Regions from separate parts of the Homo sapiens genome. Here region 1 is linked to region 2. A link is an interaction called in ENCODE POLR2A ChIA-PET data of the cell type or tissue named here. Cell type or tissue: GM12878. All regions are shown on one strand. Each heading gives the region's core, and the rest is flanking DNA. Links, peaks and the distances in the headings are about the cores only.

Region 1 (9,785 bases), core at 2,776-7,775, 95 kb after region 2:
GGGAAGAAGGGGGAGATAGCAGGGAGAGAGGTGTGGCTCAGAAATCCAGGCTGCCTCTTCAAAGGCCAATTGTTTCCCCGTGTAAACCAGGAGGTGAAATCTCAAGTTCAGAAGAGGAGACAGGCATTTGTGAGTGAGGCCAGGGCGGGGAGCAGAGGGGTGGGATCCTGGGAATCGTTTCTCTGGTTGCAGGGAACTCCCGGTACTGTAGCCACAGGCCAGGGTTTTCCGCCCTGTGCTATTTGCAGAGGCAAAACCCGGACCTCCTGAGGGAGGGGTGAGGACTTGTTTGGAAGGAGCATTTTAAAAGACAAGTCATTCTCAGAAGAGTTTGCTTGGTAGCATTGTTAATGATAGAACAAACTAGAAACAATCAAATAACAGTAGAGTAGGTAGATAAACCGAGGTATAGTCCTACAGTGCCTAGCTACAGCAGTGAAAATGAACTACAGCTGCCTGTATCAATGAAGGATAAATCTCACCATGTAGGGCAAGAAAAGCATGACACAGAATACACATGGTGCGATTAAAATGGTACAAAGTTGAAAAACAAGCAGAACTGAACAATATACTGCCTAGGGATGCATACATGTGTAATAAGACTATGAGGACAAAAAGGAAATGATTAACCCCCAAATCAGGGAGGTGATTATCCTTGGTCGGGGTGTGGCAGGACAGAGAGAATGTTAAAATTTCTGGTTATATTCTGTTTCTTGGATTGTGTGTTCTGAGCATATGTATTCTTTTTATTTTACTTAGGTTTTTAAGTGGTACATATTTTATATACATACACACCTGTGTTTTATATGTATAATGTATTTCCCAGTTGAAAGGTAAGACAAATTGGCAGGTCCTTAGATGGACTAGAAAGATCGTCCCATGAATTTCAAGGGCTGCATCCTCATTCTGAAGTGTGGTTTTCAGTCACAGTTCTCAAAGTGAAGGTATTTGGTTTCAGCCTCCTACTTCTGGGTTTTAGGCATTTGTGGACTTTCATTTCTGCAGGCTTCCCCTTCTTTGGGGTGTGGGGATGGCTGGGCCAGCCGCTTTTCTCCCCAATGATTGTTGTTCTCTTCTTTGTGTCCGTATGTCCTCAACGTTTAGCTCCCACGTATAAGTAAGAACACACATATTTGGTTTTCTGTTCCTGCCTTAGTTGGCTTAGGATAATGGCCTCCAGCTCCATCCATGTTGCAGCAAACGACATGATCTCACTCTTTCTTATGGCTGTATAGTATTCCATGGTGTATATGTACCACATTTCTTTATTCAGTCTAGATGTTGGTGTGGATGCAGTGAAAAGGGAACACTTCTACACTGTTGGTGAGAATGGAAAGTAGTACAACCATTACGGGAAACAGTGTGGAAATTCCTTAAAGAACTAAAAGTAGATCTACCATTTGATCCGGCAATCCCACTACTAGGTATCTACCCAGAGGAAAATAAGTCATTATATGAAAAAGATATTTGCACATACATGTTTATAGCAGCACAACTTGCGATTGCAAAAATATGGAACCCACCCAAATGTCCATCAATCAACAAGTGGATAAAGAAAATGTGGTATATATCATACCATGGAATACTACTCAGCCATAAAAAGGAATGAAATAATGGCATTTGCAGCAACCTGGATGGAATTGGAGACTATTATTCTAAGTGAAATAACTCAGTAATGGAAAACCAAACATTGTATGTTCTCACTCATATGTGGGAGCTAAGCTATCAGGATGAAAAGGCATAAGAATGATACATGGGACTTAGAGGAAAGGGTGGGGAGTGGTGAGGGATAAAAGGTTATACATTAGGTACAATGTACACTGCTCAGGTGATGTGTGCATCAAAATCTCAGAAATCACCACTAAAGAACTTATTCACGTAAGTTCCTACCTGTTCCCCAAAAACCTATTGAAATAAAAAAATAAAAAAATTTAAAAAAATTGCTCTACCGTAAAGACACATGCACACATATGTTCATTGTAGAGCTATTCATGATAGCAAAGACATGGAATCAACCTAAATGCCCACTTGAGGGTGGAGGGTTGGAGGAGTAAGAGGATCAAAAAACTCCCTATCAGGTATTATGCTTATTACCTGGGTGATGAAATAGTCTCTATGCCAAACCCCTGCGAGACAATTTACCTGTAAACAAAGCTGTACATGTACCCTTTAACCTAAAATAAGAATTAAAAAAAATAAAAAGAATATTTCTGGGCTGGGTGCAGTAGCTCATGCCTGTAATTCCAGCACTTTGGGAGGCCGAGGCAGGTGGATCATTTGAGGTCAGGAGTTCGAGACCAGCCTGGCCAACATGGTGAAACCCTTTCTCTACTAAAAATACAAAAATTAGATGGGTGTGGTGGTATGTGCCTGTAGTTCCAGCTACTCAGGAGGCTGAAGTTGGAGGATTGCTTGAGCTCAGGAGGTCAAGGCTGCAGTGAACTATGATTATGCCGCTGCACTCCAACCTGGGTGGCAGAGCAAAACCCTGTCTCTTAAAAAAAAATAAAAAGAGAAAAGAAAACCAGTAAAACCATTAAGGAGTATTTACATGATTGAGGCCATATTAATATGCATGCTCAACCAGAGTGCTAAGTTTCTAGTTTTTCCTCCACCTGCCCAGTGTATCATCTCCATGCCACTCAAAGGAGATTGCTTTATTTTCTCTTTGAGACAGTCTCAGTCTGTTGTCCAGACTGGAATACAGTGGTACCTCTCAGCTCATTGCAACCTCCACCTCCCGGGTTGAAGCGATTCTCCTGCCTCAGCCTCCCGAGTAGCTGGGATTACGGGTGCCTGCCACCACACCAGGCCAATTTTTGTATTTTTAGTAGAGACAGGGTTTCATCATGTTGGCCAGGCTATCTCAAACTCCTGACCTCAAGTGATCTGCCCACCTCACCCTTTCAAAGTGCTGGGATTACAGATGTGAGTCACCACGCCTGGCTGGAGAGTGCTTTTGATGTCCAGGTCGAGTGGATTCTCTTTTCTTGCATTCCAACAGTCCTTCAAATCATGCTGCTTTTTAGTTTGTTTCATATTTGAACCACTGTTTTATTAGCTTTTACTTTTTCATGGAGTTTTTAGTTGCCTCTTTTTTCATTGTGGTTAAAGGAATAATGTACCTTTACTCTGCTCTTGAAATTATCCAGTGTGATAATCCATTACATCAAGCTTGTCCAACCCGCAGCCCAGGACAGCTTTGAATGCGGCCCGACACAAATGTATAAACTTTCTTAAAACATGAGATTTTTTCCGTGATTTCTTTTTTTTTTTTTCAGCTCATCAGTTATTGTTAGTGTTAGTATATTTCATGTAAGGCCCAAGACAGTTCTTCTTCCAGTGTGACCCAGGGAAGCCAAAAGATTGGACACCCTTGTATTACATCATATTTCCTTCCTTGCTGGTAACATTGTTTCCAGAAAGCTCTTTCCTGCTTCTCCAATCTGGACAGGTGATTCTTTAAGCAAGTTGTTCAGGTCTCAATCTGAGACTTCCTTTTGCAACTTCTGTGAGTTAGATGTTTTCTGTATTCTACGTCTGTTTCTTTCTTGTTTTACTCTCTTGATTAGCTGAAGTACATTTTTTTTTTTTCATGTTTTTCTTGAGATGGAGTCTCGCTCTGTCGCTCAGGCTGTAGTGCGGTGGCGTCGTGATCTCAGCTGACTGCAACCTCCGCCTCCCGGGTTCAAGCCATTCTCCTGCCTCAGCTCCCAAGTAGCTGGGATTACAGACACCCGCCACCGCGCCCAGCTAATTTTTTGTATTTTTAGTAGAGACAGGGTTTCACCTTGTTGGCCAGGCTGGTCTTGAACTCCTGACCTCAGGTGATCTGCCCACCTCAGCCTGCCAAAGTGCTGGGATTACAGGTGTGACCCACCATGCCCGGCCTCTTTTTTTTTTTTTTTTTTTGAGATGGAGTCTCGCTCTGTCACCCAGGCTGGAGTGCAGTGGCGCGATCTCAGCTCACTGCAAGCTCCGCCTCCCAGGTTCATGCCATTCTCCTGCCTCAGCCTCCCAAGTAGCTGGGACTACAGGCGCGTGCCACCACGCCCAGTTAATTTTTTGTATTTTTTAGTAGAGACGGGGTTTCACCATGTTAGCCAGGATGGTCTCGATCTCCTGACCTCGTGATCCACCCTCCTCGGCCTCCCAAAGTGCTGGGATTACAGGCGTGAGCCACTGCACCCGGCCTCCCGGCCTCTTTCTTATAGTCTGGTAGATTGTCTGCATTTTGTCTTCTAGACCTTCTAGTGAAGGTGTTAATTTGACAGTCATATTTTAAATTCTCCTCTCTCTGGTTCTCTGATTATTTCATTCTCATAGCATTTTGCTCTTTTTTTTTTTTTATTGAGGCCAAATTGTGTTGAATCTCTCTGGCACACTAATTAGAATTATTTTTAAAATTATCTCCTGACCCTCAAATTATTTTATTTCCTCTGGGATCTGGTTGTTTATCTTGGTCATCCTTATTCAGGCTGCTGGTTTCTTTCAATGGCTGCTGATTCACATGAGTTCACTCATATTTCACAGTGCAGCACAGTGTGGCATGTCCAGTGACATTCATTGAGACTTGGTACCCGTGCCCCTTTCAGAGTGAATTAAAGACATGCCTTCAGGCAGGAAGTTGAGAGAGGCCATATTTTGGAGTGTTCATCCTACAGCTTTTATTGTGGTCTGGTCTGCTCAACCCCAGCATAGTTTCTTTCTGTGTGTGGAGAAGTGGGGGGGCTCGCGGCTCTAAGGCCAAGCCTGTCACTTCATAGCTCCCTGACACATTGCACATTAGCTCTTGCTCTTCCTGTTCACACGGAGCTTTGCAGAGTGCCATTAGCCCCACAGCCATCCTGAAGTCGCGTTTCCCACTCTCTATCCATTGTAACTGAGGGCCTCTCCTGCCACCCCAGGGCTGCATTTGGAGTTACCAAATTTGCTTGTGGGCCAGGAGACCCTGGAGTTTTGCCATCCGGTCCTGTTGCCTCCCTACCCCCTCTGCTTTCTGGACTTCAGAGGACTAGCGAGAGGGAGGGAAGGAGCTGAGGGTTTGTACAAGAAGCCTGTCAGATCCAGAGTCTTGCTAAAGTCAGCGTCTGCCTCTCCTCTGTCTCTAATAGCAGCTCTGTGCTTTCCTAGAGACAGGTAATTAGTGGTTAGAGGCTTGCTGTGGAGTGGTTGAAGTTTCCAGTAGGATCCTGACCACACCCTTCAGCCGTGTTTATCCTTGATGTGGAGGTCTCTTCGGGCTTCACTTGAGCACTTTCAGTATTTCTGTAATGTAGGACAGAGAACACCCTGCCTTGCTTGGCCTGGGACCAGAGGATGACTTAAGATCCACGGCAGCCAGCCTTCCCTCCACCCTCTGGCCTGGTCTCCCCGTTACCATGCAGCCAGGGCTGAGGAGAGTGTCGCCTAGCCAGGGGACATCCCACAGAGGAGGAAAGAGAAAGCAGATCCAGGAGAGCCTCCCACCAACCTCTCGTTCTTTCAGGCTTTCTCTGGCATGCCTTGCGAAGTCCGGTTATCTGACCCATCCCTGGCTGGCTCTGCCTGGCTCTTGTGGAGAGGACATGGCGGGTGGGCTTCGACTCAGATCATGCATTGCTGTTGCTTCTTCTCAGTGCTCCTGGGCCTGCACATCTGGGTTAAATAAGTTAAGCTGGCTCCTCTGAGCAAAGGGGAAGCAAAAGCCACAGACTGAGCCATAGAGATGAGCTCATCCTGTAGAAGCCATCAGCAACGGCTGGAAAGCAGTCTTGTTTGAACATGTGTATGGGAAGGAGAGCAGACTGTCTGTGGTTTGTGTTTTCATGTTTCATGTGCAGCAGCATTTTCCTGGGGATTTGGCTAAGCTAGCTTTGGCAGGGAGCAGAGAGGCAGCTGCTCTTAACTTTCCTCTAGATAGCCCTGCCTCCCACCTCTGAGAGCAGTTGGGCTTTTGTGTCTAGACGGGGGACAAAGGGTGGCTTTATATATTAGGGAAGGGCTTGCAGCAGATCCTCAGGGTCTTGATGGACAAGTCAGAGCTGTGTTAGTCCGGGGCACATCAGCCTGCTCATCTGAGTTGCAGAGAGAAGGAACATATGCCTAGAGGGGCGCTTTTCAGCTGGAGGCATCACTATCATCATTCTCGCCGCTAGAACATCCTGTAGATGAAGAGCTGCTGCCCTGAACTCCACCAGGCCCCTCTTCTGGGACTTCCCCCTTCATGCCTCCCACCCCATAATCTAACACTGCTATACTTGGTAGGGGAGGTGGTAGGGGACAGGATGGTACCACAAATGTAGGCCAAAACAGCTATTGTTTCTAGTTGTGAGCCAGTCTGGAAGCAAGGTCCTCTTCCGTCCCTTTGTGCTCCCCCCAGAACCTGCTGTCCCGCAGCATTTGGCCACAGTATCCCCTGGTAAGGCTGTCCTCACACGGCTCTCCAGAGCTCAGGGGAGTGGACTCTCCTTCCCTGAGCTCCCCAGGAAGCATCTTGGAGGGCACAAGCAGAGCATGAGCAGTGTCATCTCTGCATGTCTGACCACACCCCCTGTCTGGACCTCACTTGCTCTGGCACCTCATTTTGCCCTCTGGTTTCGCTGACAGCTGTTTACGTGTCTCTAGGAAGAATTGGAACTAGTCATGTTTCTCCTATCTGATAGGGCTGCTTTTGGAAAACATGGCCCCAGCACAGGTATCTTAGGAACGGCCCGAAAGAGGTTGGGCCTTTGGGATACGGGAGTATTGCATAGAGGAACCAGACTGCCTGGGTTCAGATCTCAGCTCTGCCACTATTAATAGCTGTGTGTCCTTGGGCAAATTACTCAACATCTCTGGGGCTCAGTTTTAAGGGGTAGCTTCCTTTTAACGTATTTGTTACACAAGTGATATGTAAATATATATAACTCCATCATCCAGGATTGATCTCTCTTAACATCTCAGAGTATGTCCTTTCAGATTTTTTTTTTTTTTGAGATGGAATCTTGCTCTGTCACCCAGGCTGGAGTGTAGTGAGGCGGTCTTGACTCTCCATCTTTACCATCCTGGCCAGGCTGGTCTCAAACTCCTGACCTCAAGTGATCCACCTGCCTCAGCCTCTCAAAGTGCTGGGATTACAGGCATGAGCTACGGTGCCTGGCCGTAATATATTCTGTTCTACAGACTGTACTGTGAGGTCTAATCAGTGTCGGGTGTTATCTTAGGCACTGCACACACAGTGTACGAAACAGAGTCCCTGCTCTCGTGGACTTGATGTTCCACTGGAGATGATCTTAAAGAACAAGCAAGTATGTCACGTGGCAACAAACAGCAAAGATTGAAAGTAAAGCATCATAAGGGAGACAGGAGGACAGGGACATGGGCTTCTAGTGCAAAGGGGACAGTTTGAATGCCCACCTACTTCCTTTATAGCCTGCTCTGACAATGATATTAAAGGAATATTCTTAAAAAAAAATTAACCCATCAAGACTACAAGGGCGGGGTGCAGTGGCTCATGCCCCTAATCCCAACACATTGGGAGGCCAAGGTGGGTGGATTGCTTGAGCCCAAGAGTTTGAGACCATCCTGGGCAACGTGGCAAAACCCCATATCTACAAAAAATACAAAAATTAGCCAGGTGTAGTGGTGTGTGCCTATAGTTCCAGCTACCTGGGAGGTTGAGACGGGAAGATCACTTCAGTCCAGGACATAGAGGCTGCACTCCAGCCTGGGAGACAGAGCCAGACCCTGTCTCCAGAAAAAAAAGGAGAGGAGACAACAAAATTTCCAAACCTAGGATACGTAGGGAGGAGCAGTAACTGGATCTGAGAGATGACACCTTGGCCAGCAGTCCCTCAAGTCTGCTTTCCCATTTCATATGGAACTTGCTCCTTCCTTGCCCCAGCAGGAGAGTAGAGCAGAAATGTCTGGAGAGGGTGACATACCAGGTAGCCAGGGAAGGTGGCTCACTCCTGTACTCCCAGCACTTTGGGAGGCTGAGGTGGGCAGATCCCTTGAGTCAAGAGTTGGAGATTAGCCTGGGCAACATGGGGAAACCCTGTCTCTACAAAAAATACAAAAATTAGCCAGGCATGGTGGTGCATGCCTGTCATCCCAGCTACTCAGTAGGCTCAGGCAAGGGGATCACTTGAGTCTGTTTGGCAGAGGTTGCAGTGAGCCAAGATGGCGCCACCGCACTCCATCCTGGGTGATAGTGGGACCTTGTCTCAAAAAAAAAAAAAAAAAAAATCACACGAAGGGTGACACACCAGGTCTGGAAGAGATTCAAGGTACAGCTGAGAGTGGGGTCAGGGCACTGAGGTGTGGAGAGATGAGTGGATGTTTACACCTTGAGCATTTGCAGTGTTGCCGTGATCCCCCGGCCCCCATCCAGCTGCTGCCCTTTCTCATCCCCAGAATACTGTCAGCCAGGCTTATAGCTCCATATGTGCAATTGGAAGTCATTTGTGGAGAATCTGCCCAGCCCGAGAGAAAACCTAAACTATTGAGGTTCCCTAATACAAAAGAACAGCCTGACCACCTTAACACGAAGCTCCAGGTGACCACAGCGACACCCACAGAGCTGCCCTTCAGGAGGGAGTGGACAGGCAAGGGTGAGCAGACTCTAAATAAAGCCTCAGCTGAAAAAGAGAAGACAAGAAAAAGAAGGGAAGGAAAAGAAACCTAGAGGAGACAGAAACTGTGTGGGGAGAAGACATTTCAAGAACTATAATTAATCTCAGAGAAATTATGCTGCTATATTGAATGTATAAGAATATTATCAATAAGGAATTTTATTAAAGCTCTTGGAAATTAAAGATACAGCAGAAATGGAAAATTAAAAAAATAGAAGAGTAGAAGATGAAGTTGTGAAGAAAACTTCCTTAAAAGTTGAGCACAAAGACAAAAGAGATGGAAGATGGAGAAAAGATAAGAAAGTCAGACGCTGAATCCAAGAAGTTAAATATCCAAATGGGTGTTGCAGAAAGAAAAGGCAGAGAAAATGAAGAAGAAAGGTCTTTAAAGAAATAATTCAAGACAGTTTCCCAGGTCTGAAGAACATGATTTTTAAGATTGAAAGGGCTCAGCAATTACCTAGCACAATGGATGAAGATAAAACCACTTTGAGATCCAACCACACCATCAGGGCATTGGAGACAGAAGAAAACAGGTCACAAAGAACTGGGCATCATAATGATCTCAGACTCCACAACAACAGCATTCAGATCTTCTTATTTTTATTTATTTTTATTTTTTTGAGACAGAGTCTCACTTTGTCGCCCAGGCTGGAGTGCATTGGTGCCATCTTGGCTCACTGCAACCTCCGTCTCCTGGGTTCAAGCAATTCTCCTGTCTCATTCTCTCTAGTAGCTGGGATTACAGGCGCACACCACCACGCCCGGCTCATTTTTGTATTTTTAGTAGAGATGGGGTTTCGCCATGTTGGCCAAGTTGGTCTTGAACTCCTGACCTCAGGTGATCTGCCTGCCTGAACCTCCGAAAGGGCTGGGATTACAGGTGTTAGCCACTATGCCCAGCCAGCATTCAGATTTTCTTTCTATCCTAAAATTCCTTTTTTTTTTTTTTTGAGACGAAGTCTCACTGCGTTGCCAGGCTGGAGTGCAGTGGCACAATCTCGGCTCACTGCAACCTCCGCCTCCGAGGTTCAAGTGATTCTCCTGCCTCAGCTTCCTGAGTAGCTGGGACTACAGGCGCGTGCCATCACGCCCAGCTAATTTTTTTTATTTTTAGTAGAGACGGGGTTTCACCATGTTGGCCAGTCTATCCTAAAATTCTTTAGCAAGAAGCAAAAAAATTTTTTTGAG
Region 2 (9,785 bases), core at 2,015-7,014:
AAACAGTGCCTGGCGATGAATAGATGCTTAATAACTTAAGGAATAAATGAATTATTTTATTGTGGGATTTCTTTGAATGTCTCATGATTCTGACTGTTCATTTCTGTTTTGTTTTTTGTTATTTTAAGTTCCCAGCGTGGGTCTTGTTGGGTGGTGGCCATTACTATAGGGTGGCTGGTATATATGGATTTTGTGTGTATGTTTGTACAAATGTATATGTTTGCTAATATTTCTTTAGCTGACAGTGCATTGGTTGCTGGGACAAGGATGGAGGCTTGGAGAACCTTTTAGTATGCATCTTTTGACATAATCTGTATTTTCAGTTCTTCATTGCTCCTGCTGATGTATTTTACTCCAGACCCATTTCAGATTTCGGTTCATTTTTCTTTAAACCTCTGGATTTGGGGGTGGAGAAAATAGATGAAAATAGGAGGTGAGGAAGAGAATTTGCGCATTAGTTAAATAGACTTTATGCCAATCCGTATTTTCAGATCTGCATTTAAAGCTTGCTTTCCATCTCCAAAAATTCATTGAAAAATTGAATGCTTATCTCCTGCACCTCACATTCTTGGTTTTATACCTTGAAAAAAGAAAAACTCCTCTGTTGCCATTTTAATAGCGTACTTTGAAAAAGATTAAGAAGTAAACACGTAAGGACAGAAGTTATCATGTTTTATATTCTTAGTGTCATGGAATGCAGCACAGGAATATCACATAAGGAAAAGCACAGATTTCTTGTTTTCCTCGTTTATTTTGGAAGCTTATCCTTCAGCTCTTGTTTATCTTTTTTTTTTTTTTTTTTTTTTTTTTTTTTTTTTTTTTTTGAGAGTCTCTCTCTGTTGCCCAGACTGGAGTGGGCATGATCATGACTCACTGCAGCCTCGACCTCCTGGGTTCAAGCAATCCTCCCACCTCAGCCTCCCAAGTAGCTGGGACCATAGGCATATGCCACCACATCTGGCTAAGTTTTTTATTTTTGTAGAGACAGGGTCTCCCTATTGTTTATATGCCTTAAGAGTCAAATTAACAGAGTACATAAGAAACACTCTCTTTTTAGCTCTCTTGCTAAGGAGCAGGTTTGAGATCTGTTGCCAGAACTTAGTACTTCGCAGTTTTATGGATTCCTCAGGAGTCTCGTCCATGGGGCTGGGGCGTGGCTACCCTCTGCTGACTCTTCCTAGGTTCCTGCTCTTCCCCAGCACCTCCCTACCCCCAGCCACTAGAAATAGACTGCTTCTTTCTTTCTTCTACTGCAGAAAACATGCACTACTGTACTTATTAAAATTAACTTAAAAAAAAAAAAAAAGCAGCTCGAGCTGCTTGAGTTTTTTTTTTAAGTTAATTTTAATAAGACATTGAAGGAAGAATTTTTTTTAAAGGGGGGGCTTATATGTATGGAGATTTATGGTGTGAAAGCAGGGGCAAACTCTAATGAATGAAGTTTTTAGAATTGATATGAACATGAACCCAAGATACTCAGACTTATTCCGAGAGTTCCTCTTAAAAACTGCTTTTCTCCACATAAATCCGAATGTCAGCAGTGGTTAGCTCCACGTTGGAGGAAGGGGGGCTTCATTTTGCTCTTTCTGCATATTTCCTGCAGTGATCTGTTACTTTCAAATCTGGGGGAAAGGTGCTCTCTTTTTCTGAATGAAGTCTCCACCTGCCTCCCTTGGGCCCAGGCTGCCCAGCTTTCTGGCTGCTCCCTGAGAGTCCTCCTTGGTCTTCCACTGACCTCCTTCACTTCCTTATGAAAGTATGTTTTTAGTCTCCCTAACCTGCTTTCTGTTTTCTCTCTCTCTCTTTTTTTTTTAATACCCTCAATTGTTTTCACTGGCCACTTTTTTTTTAAGACTGATGCTTGGCTGGGCTTGGTGGCCCATGCCTGTAATCCCAACACTTTGGGAGGCCAGGGCAAGAGGATTGCTTGACAAGGCCAGGAGTTCAAGATCAGCCTGGTCAACATAGCAAGAGCCCATCTCTACAACAAAATTTAAAAATTAGCCAGGTGTGGTGGTGCGCACCTGTAGTCCCAGCTGCTTAGGAGGCTGAGATAGGAGGATCCCTTGAGCCCCAGAGTTTGATGCTGCAGTGAACCATGATCTTGCCGTCCTGGGGAACAGAGCAAGACTGTCTCAAACAAAAAAGACTGATGCTACCTGCTTGGCAAAACCATGTTTTTAGAGCTATTTCTCCTAAGAAACCTGGTCTTTGTAGTTGTTCTGATGGCTTCTGTGACAAATAATGCCTTTTTTTTTTTAAGAGCTTTCAGATTCTTATTTCAGATCTAAACAGTGCTTTTCAGCTCTCAGTTCATCTTCAGATCAAAGAGAATAGTAGGCCGGGCGCAGTGGCTCATGCCTGTAATCCCACCACTTTGAGAGGCCAAGGCATGTGGATCGCTTGAGGCCAGGAGTTTGAAACCAGCCTGGCCAACATAGTGAAACCCTGTCTTTACTAAAAATACAAAAATTAGCCAAACATGGTGGCGTGGGCCTGTAATCCCAGCTACTTGGGAGCCTGAGGCAGGAGAATAGCTTGAACCCGGGAGGCAGAGGCTGCAGTGAGCTGAGATCAAGCCACTGCACTCCAGCCTGGGTGACAGAGTAAGACTCCATCTCAAAGAAAAACAATATTAATTTTTGGCTAATTTTTATTAGGAAAAAGAGAATATCCTGAAAAGAATATCATGCTAGTTTAAGGTTACAGATTTACTTTCTTCCCTGGGTTCCCTTTGGTTCATATTCTCTTGTTTAGAAATGATCCAAATACATTATTCTGAAGTATATGACAGTTTTTCCAAAATCAGTAAATACATATGTTGGTGCTTAAAACAGAAAGAAAGAAATAATGGCCTATAAATATTATCACATAGCTTATTTCTACTATTCAGAGATCTGTATAACTTAGGATAAGGAGCAGGTTGTTGAACGGTTTTTTGGTTTTTAAGTTTGAAGTACAGTCTGAAAGTACCTTTCAATATTGAAGGGCTGCCTGACTGAAACTTACATGGCTATCTCCTGGGCCTGAAGCACCACCGAGATCTGAACTGAAGGTAGCGTTTTGGGAGTCCTTAGCGTTTAGTTGGTATTTTAATATCTAGGGGTGAATGGGGTGGGAAGGGAAGGGAGTATGTAAAGGGAATAGACTGGAGAGCCCTGCGGATCCTCAGCATTTAGGAAACAGGGAAGACCTCCCACTAGAGGGGAGGGAGGAAAACCAGGAAAAGGCAAGATGGACTTCAGTGTTGGGTGTTTCAGGAGGCAGAGGAGGATAAACACCAACAATTTCATTGAATTTTGCCATAAGGGTATTTATCTCCCATAAAGCTTTCCTTGATTTTCCTCAAGCAGAAGTGCTCATCTCCTTGGTACCTCATCCAGGCATGTGAAACTTGGCACAAACATGTTGTAAAGGTTTGTTTATAGTTCTGTTTCTCCAAAGGTGTAGACTTGTTAAGAGTGTGGCCCACGGCTTGTTCGTTTTTGTGAGATGGTATTGTTTTGTGTCTTAACAACATGAACACTGACTCCATGTCTAATGTGTAATAGTCGTGTGACCTTTAACAAGCTGCTTAACATCTGTGTGCTTCTGTTTCATTGTCTATACCATTTATGATATGAGATGATAATAGCATCTACCTCACAGAAGAGCAGATATTTGTGAAGTGTGGAAAACAGTGCCTGGCTTACTGTCAATGCTATGTAGTGTTTGGTGGAGGAGAACTGGATGCAGCAATACTAATATTCTTAGCACAGTGCTGGATGTTTAACAGATATTTGAACGTGAAGATGTAGTAACCTGTGATGAATTCAGTTCCTAGCATTTTAAAATTCTACAAGCATATACAGAATATAATCATGGCCAGGCCATAGGAGAACTACAAATGGAAGTGGACTGAGAGGAAAGTGCATGTAGCTTTGTTTTATGAAACAAATCTATAGACTTTCAACAAAAGTACTATGTGATTCTAATTTCTTGTTGTTAGGAAGGAAAAACAACCTCCAAAGCAGGTGAGAATCTTTATGTTTAGGGATGAACAGCTTTAAACAGGTGAGTGGTGGATATCAGCACGGAAGGTATTTGTTTGGATGAGAGAAAATACTACAACCTTCCCAAATTCATCCTAATTTTTGCAGCTCAGAAAATTAGAAATATCAATTGATCCCTTAGACTTTAATTAATGGTAGATACACACTCATTCCATCAGCGAATGTTTGAACTTCTTCTGCACCGTATACACACTTTATAACAGGAACTATGCTATGGGATGGGGATAGGATGATAAATAAATTAGACACTGTACTCGCCCTAGAAGGGCTTTTATTCTTGTGGGAGAGGCCAATAATTGCAAGTACTGTGAGATACAAACTAGGAGATGAAGTATAAATGAAGAACTTGGGGTAAAGGGAGTGGAAAACCAGGCTACAGATGGTAACATTTAAATTGAGATGCCAAGGAGGAGGGTGTGGGGAGGCCCTTGCAGAATATCACTCTGAGGAAAGGCTGCAGCTGGGAACTTGAGGTGGGGCGGGGGAGGGGGGGGTGTTCAAGCAACTGAAAGAGGCCTGTGCGCCTCAAGAGCCCAGCGAGTGAGGGAGGGGGCTGGATGGATGTTGTGTGGATGCCGGACACTGGATCATGCCAGGTCTTGTAGCCACGATGAGGAGTATGTTATTAAACACAGTGAGAAGCCATGGAATGATTCAAACATGACTTAACCCAATTTGTGTTTTGAAATCTCTTTTGCTGGGGCCGGGTGTGGTGGCTCACACCTGTAATCCCAGCACTTTGGGAGCTGAGGCGGGCAGATCACGAGTCAGGAGATCAAAACCATCCTGGCTAACACGGTGAAACCCCATCTCTACTAAAAATACAAAAAATTAGCCGGGTGTGGTGGCGGGCGCCTGTAGTCCCAGCTACTCGGGAGGCTGAGGCAGGAGAATGGCGTCAGCCCGGGAGGCAGAGCTTGCAGTGAGCCGAGATCGCCACTGCACTCCAGCCTGGGCGAAAGAGCGAAAAAAAAAAAAAAAAATCTTTTGCTGCTACATAAGCTTTTCTTTTTTCTCTAATTGTATTTTAGATAGATTTAATATGTAAAATAAGAGAAACTGATTTCTTAGCTCAAAATACTGATGCCCTTGAATCATTTGCCAGAAATAGTTCTTCCCCTAAGAATCAACCCTTAAAAACCAGTTTACAGAGTAGACATCAGAGACTTGAGTTATAAAGTGATTTATATATAAAATGTTTTGGTGCCAGACAATGGTCTTGGAACCTTAAGTTGAAGTTTTCTTCTGCCTGCTAGAATCAGACTACATTCACTGTTAGGACGATTGGCATATCCAAAAAATGATAGTCTGAATATTGATTTATTTGTGTACACAGTTTTCCCATTTGTTCCATTTAAAAACTAACATGGTTTTTTATGGTCCTTATTAAAAGCAGTTACAGGGTGTTCTTTCGTTTGAGTTAGTTTGTGAAATAAATATCTGAATGCCTACTGTGTGGCAGGCACTGTTCTGCACTTTTAGACTATATCCATAAACTAAACAGGCAAAGGACCCCTGTCTTTGGGGGACTTACATTCTAGTGGAGGAGGCAGATAACAATAAATATAATTAGGGCCAGGTCCAGTGACTCTCGCCTTTAATCCCAGCACTTTGGGAGAGTGAGGCAGGCGGATTGCTTGAGTCCAGGTGTTTGAGACCAGCCTGAGCAACGTGACAAAACCCTGTCTCTACAAAATACAAAGAAATTAGCCGGGTATGGTGGCATGCACCTGTAGCACCTGTAGCACTAGGAGGCTAAGATGGGAAGATTGCTTGAGCCCCGTGGAGGTCAAGGCTACAGTGAGCCATGATCATGCCACCATGTTCCAGCCTGGGTGACAGAGCGAGACCCTGTCTCAAAAAAAAAAAAAAAAAAAAAAAAAAAAATTAGTAGAGTCATAGTACTAATAATTGGTATGTTAGAGGGTGCTGTGTGCTGTGAAATAAAAAGTAGAACAGCTAACATGGTGGAGGGTATAATTTTAAATAGAATGGGTAGAGTAGCATCATTGAGAAGGTACAATCTGAATAAAGGCATGGAAACCTGTACAGATACATAGAGAAAGAACATTCCAGGCAGAAGGAATGATCTATGCAAAGGAAAACCCCAAGGTCGGGGTGTACCAGGCCTGTTTGAGGAACAGTGAAGAGGCCAGCGTAGCTGGAGGGAGGGTATGTGAGAATATCTTGGCTTCCTAGGAATGCGTTTCTCCTCAGTCAATTTCAAAAAGTTCATAAGCCAAAACAGATGAATAATTAGGCAGAGATCTCCCATCCCATGAATGCTCTGCAGATGGTAACCTATAAACACCCAGACTCATGTCTTAACTCAAATTAGGTAATTCCAAAATAATGCAAATGTTCCTTAAATTCAGTTCATAGGGCAGCTGAGCAAACAAGATCTCTTTTATGTGAATAAGAAACTGAAGACTTTTGCCATTCCAATTTCTAGATCTCCAGATTAGAAGCCAAAAGGCTCTACTTTGCAGCAGAGGATGGCAAAGATGCCAAGTGCACTTGGCATCTTAAGAGAGGCAGCGATTGTGGGCTTAGGGAGAACTGCCTTTTAAGAGCAGCTTTTCTCAGGTCCCTTGTTTCTTTCGAGCTCAGTACCACCAAATCCTTTTCAATTTTTTATTTGGCAATCCACATTTTCTGTTCTTTGACGCAGTGAAATTTTCCATTTGTTCCCTAAGTTTCCAATCTTAAATTTGGCACACTACTTTCAAAAGGTCATAATCAATACCCACTATAGTAGAATATTGCCCAAGTTGTGTGTACATCACGTGTATTCTGTGGGTGTAGAGCATCAGCATTGTCTTGGTTTCACATGCACAATAATTTTTATAAAGAGCCACACCCAGTTTCTCCAGTGAGATCGCTAGAGCTGTTCCAGTCATACTTGCCCACAGCTAATCCTTTCCCATGTTGTTTCTGAATTTTATTTTTTGTAAGTAGAGTGTCCTTTTGTAGTTTCTTAAGCTTCAGATTGATTCCCAGTTTGTCATGGTTGGTCAGTTTGAATCCTCTTCTCTGAGTTGCTGTTCATTGTTTCCAGCTTAGTTTTCCATGAGGTTGGAGTGAAGTAAGATTACTAAAGACCTGTAATCCCAGCACTTTGGGAGGCCAAGGCAGGCAGATCATTTGAGGTCAGGAGTTCGAGACCAGCCTGGCCAACATGGTGGAACCCTGTCTTTACTAAAAATACAAAAATTAGCTGGGCGTGGTGGTGGGCGCTTATAATCCTAGCTATTTGGGAGGCTGAAGCAGGAGAACTGCTTGAACCCAAGGAGATGGAGGTTGCAGTGAGCTGAGATTGCACCACTGCCCTCCAGCCTGGGTGACAGAGTGAGACTCTGTCTCAAGAAAAAGAAGAAGATTACTAAATAAAATGTTGAGAAGCATGGAAGGCAAAAAATAGTCTACATTCTTCTCACAGCCAAAAAGGAACATGGCGCAAGTTCCTATCACTGTGAGTTAGAAAGGCCAGAAAGGAACGTGGCGCAAGTTCCTATCACTGTGAGTTAGGCAGGCCAGAAAGGAACGTGGCGCAAGTTCCTATCACTGTGAGTTAGGCAGGCCAGAAAGGAACGTGGCGCAAGTTCCTATCACTGTGAGTTAGGCAGGCCAGAAAGGAACGTGGCGCAAGTTCCTATCACTGTGAGTTAGGCAGGCCAGAAAGGAACGTGGCGCAAGTTCCTATCACTGTGAGTTAGGCAGGCCAGAAAGGAACGTGGCGCAAGTTCCTATCACTGTGAGTTAGGCAGGCCAGAAAGGAACGTGGCGCAAGTTCCTATCACTGTGAGTTAGGCAGGCCAGAAAGGAACGTGGCGCAAGTTCCTATCACTGTGAGTTAGGCAGGCCAGAAAGGAACGTGGCGCAAGTTCCTATCACTGTGAGTTAGAAAGGCCCTTCAGCAATTTAACAGGCCTTTTCTCTCCTTCCCCCCGGCAGGGCTGCATATAGATCACCCCCAAATCTACTAGTCTACTCTCTTTCTCTTTAAAAGGAAATGCAACTACCTCTTTTGGCCTCCAGTTCTGTTGCCATTTTAAATAGGAAGGTCAAGAACCCAGCATTGGCCAGGTGCAGTGGCTCACACCTGTAACTGAAGCACTTTGGGAGGGCTGAGGCAGGCGGATCACTTGAGCCTGGGCGTTCAAGACCAACCTGGACAACATGGTGAAACCCCGTGTCTACAAAAAATTAGCCAGGCATGGTGATATGCGCCTGTAGTCCCAGCTACCCGAGAGGCTGAGGGAGGATCACCAAGCCTGATGGTGGAGGCTGCAATGAGCTATGATCATGCCTGGGCAACAGTGAGACCCCGTCCAAAAAAAAAAAAAAACACCTAGCTAGCATTTTGTAGACTTAAATTTATTAACTATTGAATGATAAATTGAAAGAGAGAAATTGAATGCTCTCAAACAATACAAGCTTCTTTTTTTTTTTTTTTTTTTTTTGAGACTGAGTCTGGTTCTGTCACCCAGGCTGGAGGGCAGTGGCATGATCTTGTCTCACTGCAACCTCCGCCTCCCGGGTTCAAGCGATTGTCCTGCCTCAGCCTCTCGAATAGCTGGGACTACAGGCACCCACCACCATGCCCAGCTGATTTTTGTAGTGTTAGTAGAGATGGGGTTTTGCCATGTTGGCCAGGCTGGTCTTGAACTCCTGACCTCAGATGATCCACCTGCTTGGCCTCCCAAAGTGCTGGGATTACAGGCGTGAGCCACCGTGCCCAGCCACAAGCTTATTCATAAATCCTTCTTTAGTTCCTACTCTGATAACTGGATTTTATTTATAACTAAACCTATGATGGGTTTTTATTCAGTTATTTTTAATCCATTATATCTGTCTAAAATGTTGTACACCTGAATGTGAACTCGAAAGTAATTGTGTAATGATGAATGAATGAAGTGAACTTGAGTGACTTTTTTGTACCTCTTCATGTTGTAAAACATTTATTTTCCTTTTAATTCTAAGAATAACTGTAACACGAATCTACTTCATATCTTTCTTATCCTTCTGTTCTTGGTTTTGCTATCAATGGTTTTGGATTCCATGCTCACAATGTGGGGACCTCCAGGATATTTCACCTGGTGCAGCCAAGTGAATTCACTTAATCACTACAGACAGTTACACTTGAGGGTTTTTAATGGTAAAATTTTTTAATTTTCAAAATTTGTTATTTATTTATTTTTGAGATGGGTTCTCACTCTATCACCAGGCTGGAGTGCAGTGGCATGATCATGGTTCACTGCAGCCTTGATTTCCCAGGCTCCAGTGATCCTCCCAACTCAGCCTCCCGAGTAGCTGGAACTATAGGCATGCACTACCACACCTGGCTAATTTTTGTATTTTTGGTACAGATGGGGTTTCGCCATGTTGCTCAGGGTGGTCTTGAACTCCTCAGCTCAAGCATTCTACCTTCCTGAGCCTCCCAAAATGCTGGGATTAGGTGTGAGCCACTGCGCCCAGCCAAAAAACTTGTTTTTAATTTTCAGCTCTATTTAAGTTGGAAATCCTCAAGGAAGTGAAAAGGGGTGAAAATGAAGTGGAATGTATTTACTAAACATTTTTTTTTTTGGTTTTGTTTTTTGAGACAGGGTCTCGCTTTGTCACCCAGGCTGGAGTGCAGTGGCATAATCTCAGATCACTGCAACCTTAGCCTCCTGGGTTCAAGCAGTTCTGCCTCAGCCTCCCTCCTGAGTAGCTGGGATTACAGGTGTGTGC

Evidence for each region. ChIA-PET counts read pairs that join two places held together with the same protein. Peaks named below come from ENCODE experiments on the same cell type or tissue, not always from the same donor. Only the 100,000 strongest peaks of a DNase experiment are listed, where the experiment ranks them.
Region 1: POLR2A ChIA-PET joins it to region 2 with 7 read pairs; 7 of 35 experiments call an interaction of 5 or more read pairs at or near these places.

Annotation. Positions count from the first base shown.
Region 1 is chr11:126,313,065-126,322,849 of GRCh38, forward strand. The region is part of intron 2 of DCPS (decapping enzyme, scavenger); the gene reads left to right. Among named protein-coding and RNA genes, the nearest start is that of TIRAP-AS1, 14 kb to the left of the region's middle. RefSeq lists a silencer at 2,750-2,955. In GM12878, for the core only: no CTCF peak of the experiment used is centred there; DNase peaks (open chromatin) are centred at 4,664 and 5,757; H3K4me3 peaks cover 632 bases; H3K27ac peaks cover 1,830 bases.
Region 2 is chr11:126,218,566-126,228,350 of GRCh38, forward strand. The region is part of intron 1 of FAM118B (family with sequence similarity 118 member B); the gene reads left to right. Among named protein-coding and RNA genes, the nearest start is that of FAM118B, 12 kb to the left of the region's middle. In GM12878, for the core only: no CTCF peak of the experiment used is centred there; no DNase peak of the experiment used is centred there.